Regions from separate parts of the Homo sapiens genome. Here region 2 is linked to region 1. Evidence: read pairs that join two places in POLR2A ChIA-PET (ENCODE). Cell type or tissue: GM12878. All regions are shown on one strand.

What was found. ChIA-PET counts read pairs that join two places held together with the same protein. Peaks named below come from ENCODE experiments on the same cell type or tissue, not always from the same donor. Only the 100,000 strongest peaks of a DNase experiment are listed, where the experiment ranks them.
Region 2: POLR2A ChIA-PET joins it to region 1 with 6 read pairs; 2 of 35 experiments call an interaction of 5 or more read pairs at or near these places.

The regions. Positions count from the first base shown.
Region 1 is chr1:183,403,445-183,405,944 of GRCh38, reverse strand. All of the region lies in intron 1 of NMNAT2 (nicotinamide nucleotide adenylyltransferase 2), which reads left to right. Among named protein-coding and RNA genes, the nearest start is that of NMNAT2, 14 kb to the left of the region's middle. RefSeq lists a silencer at 2,097-2,391. In GM12878, no CTCF peak of the experiment used is centred here; no DNase peak of the experiment used is centred here.
Region 2 is chr1:183,639,770-183,642,269 of GRCh38, reverse strand. It overlaps a transcript of RGL1 not described here. Among named protein-coding and RNA genes, the nearest start is that of ARPC5, 5.2 kb to the right of the region's middle. In GM12878, no CTCF peak of the experiment used is centred here; no DNase peak of the experiment used is centred here; H3K4me3 peaks cover 417 bases; H3K27ac peaks cover 340 bases.

The sequences.
Region 1 (2,500 bases):
GACGTGGTACCTTCCAGAACTTTGCAGGTCAGTGCACATACTTAGTTGTGTGAGATGTCAACCACACACTGGGAATAACATCCTGCCTTTGGAATAGCAAAGACACTTTGCACGTTCCCAGGCAGGGCTGAGACTAAGCGTTTCTGAATTCTGAAATTATCAAGTTTGTTTTCTGATATTTCACTGAAAGGGCTGTTATTTTTAAAACAAGTTCTCTTGAAGTGAGACTTCGTCTCTACAAAAGACAAACAAAAAAAACAATAAAAATAAAAAGAGCTCTGTTGAAAGCTCCAGTCAACTCTTGTCCATGTCTTAAAGTCTTAGTTTTGTCTAGCTCCTCCCTCATGGCCATGTGGTGGACGCTTCCCTATTCCCAGGGCTCCCATGTAAGTGGCTAAATGACCTTGTTCCCTGCAATGATGACTTTGTCCCAACAGAGGTGGATACTGTCATATTTACATTGGGTGAAGTGGAATCTTTTAAAAACCAAGTAATAAAAAAGCCATTTTTCTTATGAAAAATTCTAAACATATGCAAAAGTAAACAGAACAATACAACAATGAACTTGATGCACCTATCACCCAGCTTCAATAATTATCAATTCCTTGCTCATTTTGATGTGCTGATACCCCTACCCACTTCCCAATCCTTGCCCTATATTATTTTGAAGCAAATCCTAGAATCCTATTGTTTCGAAGGTGAGATCCTTTCTTTCATTTTTTTTAAAGACAGAGTCTTGCTCTGTCACCCAAGCTGGAGTTCAGTGGTGCCACCACAGCTCACTGCAGCCTTGACCTCCTGGGCTCACGTGATCCTTTCACCTCAGCCTTCCAACTAGCTGGGACTACAGGCACATTCAACCGCGCCTGGCTAATTTTTGCTTTTTTATAGAGATGGGATTTCACCATGTTGCCCAGGCTGGTCTCGAACTCCTGGACTCAAATGATCATCCCACCTCGTCCTCCCGAAGTGCTGGGATTACAGGCTTAAGCCACCTCGCCCGGCCTGAGATCCTTTTAGTTGGTGCATAATTGCTTCTTTGTCTATCTGACCTGCCTTTACAGACAGGATGTTTTTCTTCCCCATTTTGCATTTGTTTGCTTGACCATTTGGGTTGCAGACAGGGTTGGTATGGGAAGATGTCTAATTCCTTTCTTTGAGCAGATATAATAATGCTTCCACCCTAGACCAACAGCGGGGGTGGCAATTCAGCATTGGCATTGCCTTTAAAGCATTGCTTGTAAAGCACTGTCTTTCACATCTTTCTCACATCATGAGGGGCCTCCAAGGCTTCCCTCCAGAGTAGAGCTCCTATTGGACACAATGGGCCATTCTTCCTCTGAAATGGAGCATTCAGTTCTCTTTCCCTTCAAAGCCACGAATGTCTGTGTTAGAAGATGTTCCTATATCAGTGATTTTCCACTTGGAGTCCCTCAACAACCAGCATTTCTCATCAGTCAGAAAAAGGGTCTGGGAAATGCTTCCAGTATTTCTAAGCATATGCATTCCCCCTTAATATGGCACAGGCTAGCTAAGTGTAATATTACATTTCTGAGGCTGGGTGCAGTGGCTCACGCCTGTAATCCCAGCACTTTGGGAGGCCAACGCAGGTGGATCACCTGAGGTCAGGAGTTCAAGGCCAGCCTGGCCAACATGGTGAAACCCCGTCTCTACTAAAATACAAAAATTAGCCGAGTGTGCACCTGTGGTCTCAGCTACTCAGGAGGCTGAGGCAGGAAAATCGCTTGAACCTGGGAGGCAGAGGTTGCAGTGAGCTGAGATTGTGCCACCACACTCCAGCCTGAGCAACGATGTGAACTCCATCTCAAAAAAAAAAAAAAAAAATTACATTTCTGGGCTTTTGCCTGAATTATTATCAGTTTGGTGAGATAAACTCCTGCTGATCAGCAGTCCTAATGGGTAGCTGCAGATATCTTTGATGAACAAAAATAGGGACCCTTTTTCTTCCATTTCTTCACAAAAGGAGAAAAATAATTAAACAAATCCTGTTTGGTGACAAGGTTGTCCCCTGTAATAGCATTTGAATTCTTGGCTTCTGTCTGGCCTGACTTTAACCCATGTAAAGAATTGAAATAAAATCCTTCTTACTGATTCCCTAATCCTTCTCTTATGCTGCATTAAATCAACTTTTCAATGTGTATTGTCATGCAATTTTGTTATCATTTGCATTTAAATGTAGTGAATAAAGAACTCCCTGCTGAACCCCTTGTGGAATGTTTAAGTCCAACATCCCAGTTTGCCCAGTAAATCATATGGCTATGAATATTCATTAAAAAGGCCTGAACAACTTCTCCATGTGGAATTTGCCCTTCGCACTGCACTTGCTTTGTTAAGATTGGTTCTTTGTGGTTTCATATGTGGTCGTACTAAGCTCTCAAAGTGGATGGAAGGAATGGTGGGGAGGTGGGTAAGGACAGTCTCCCGAGTGGGGGCTCCCCATGGCTACTGAGATGTTTTAGTGCCATTTTTTTTGGGGGGG
Region 2 (2,500 bases), 240 kb before region 1:
GTAAAGGGTTTATTTACCAAGTGTCTGACACACAATAAACGTATTAAGTGGTTGCTATTACTAATAAAATATGAACAGGATAAGGACAAACAGTAGGAAATTATAAGGATTGCAGGATCTTTCAAATTTTATCAAACCTATGAGTCTTAGATAGTTGACTTCTTATTTTCTTTAAGAAGTTAAGATATGCTACTAGAATTTGTGATAATCAGGTTGGGGAAGAAAAAGTTGATTTCAATGTTTTGCTTAAAGAGTTAATAGTGGTAATGAGAAAAGAAAAACGTCCATGGTCATGGAAGATACTAAAATAATTATAAGAAAATATTTTGTGCAACTTCTTGCCAATAAATTGGCAATGTAGATGAGATGCATGATTTTCTAAAAACCATAAATTCTAAAATTGATTCAAGAAGAGAAAGACAATCAAACAAATCAATAATCATAGAAGAAAAGAATAATCAAAGATCTACCTCTAAAAGTATCAGCAAGCCCAGGTGGTTTTGCAGCACACTCTAACTTTCAAAAACCAAATAGCATGATAATTTTTCATCATTTAAACTATTGCAGAGCATAGAAAAAAAGGTGGAAATCTAAATTCATTTACAAAGTTAGACTAACACTAATATCAAAACTGGATAAAGATAGCACAAATAAATAAAACTATGGACCAATCTTACTTAAAAACTGAAATTATGGCCAGGTATGGTGGGGGGGGCTCATGCCTGTAATCTCATCATGTGGGAGACCAAGGAGGGAGAATCGCTTGAGGCCAGGAGTTGAAGACCAGCCTGGGCAACATAGGGAGACACTGTATCTACAAAACAAAGTTTGTAAAGGCAGCACACAGTGCCTCACACCTATAATCCTAGCACTGTGAGAGGCCGAGGCTGGCAGATTGCTTGTGCTCAGGAGTTCAAGACCAGCCTGGGCAATAGAGCAAAACCCCATCTCTACAAAAAATACAAAAATTAGCTAGGGGTAGTGGCGTACTCCTGTGGTCTCAGCTACTTGGTAGGCTGAGGTGGGAGGATGGCTTGAGCCTGGGAGGTCGAGGCTGCAGTAAGCCAAGATCATACCACTGCCCTCCAGCCTAGGCAACAGAGTGAGATCTTGTGGCAATTATTTAAAAAAAATTCTGAAACCATATAAACAAAATATAAACTAATCAAATCCAGCAAGTAATTAAAATGGTAATATTTCACAACCAAATAGAGTTTATTCTAGAAATGTGGGAATGTTTCAGTGTAGAAAAATATATATATTCACTACACTCATAAATTCAAAGATAGAAACTATATGATTTTTATCATTAGATCCCCATAAAAGGCATTTGATAATTTTAGCAGTCATTTCTAAAAGTCATAAAGCGAAAGTCAATATAATGTCAACTGGTGAAATACCAACGAAATTGAAATAGGAACAAAGCAGAAGAGCCCAGCACTCAATTTTTCAACACTCTTTTCACAATTCTAGCAAACACAAGATAAAATAGGTGACAGAAATATTAGAAAAGAAGATGTAAATTATCATTACCTCAAATATTATACAGTGTGATAAGAGATGCAACCTTAAAACGACTGTTAGCATTAATAAAAGACACCAGTGCTAAGAAAGAATACAGGATAAATATGTTTTAAAGTCCATAGCTTTCATTTTATATCATCATAAGCCATTAAAAAAATCAAATGAAACAAGTCTCATTCACAATATTTTAAAAATAAGACTTATTCTTTGGCACTAAATCTTTTTCTTGAGGCAAGAGATTTACAATTTTTTTTAATCTTTGAAGTACTAATATATAAATAAAGGTTTATGAAAGTTGCAGATACCAGGATGAAATCACTGTTTGTCAAACACAAACTAGAGCCAGGAGAGCACAAAGGAGTAGGGTTCATGATTGCATGGACGAGATAAAAGACATTTTTGGAAGTCCTGTCTCAAGGACTTTCTAAAATAAGAAATTCTGTAGGACTGCAGCAATTCAGATAAAATGCTCTCAAAACAATACCTGCCCAGTAACAGCATCTCTTCCTCTAAAATGGTGCCAACTCTGACTTTGAGTATCCAAAACCAATGTCTGTTTCCAAGCAGTTTATGTGAACTTCTCCTTTTGCCAAATAAAAGTTTCCCTTTGGCCAGGCACAGTGGCTCACACCTGTAATCCCAGCACTTCGGGAGCCCAAGGCGGGCAGACAAGGTCAGGAGATCAAGACCATCCTGGCCAACATGGTGAAACCCCGTCTCTACTAAAAATATAAAAATTAGCTGGGCATGGTGGTGTGCGCCTGTAATCCCAGCTACTTCGGAGGCTGACGCAGGAGAATGCTTGAACCAGGGAGTCGGAGGTTGCAGTGAGCTGAGATTGTGCCACTGCACTCTAGCCTGGCGACAGAGTGAGACTCTGTCTCAAAAAAAAAAAGAAAAAAAGAAAAACATTTCCCTTTATCCTCCCTTCTTTGATGTATATGTAGCTTGCCACAGCTGTGCATCTCAGGTTATA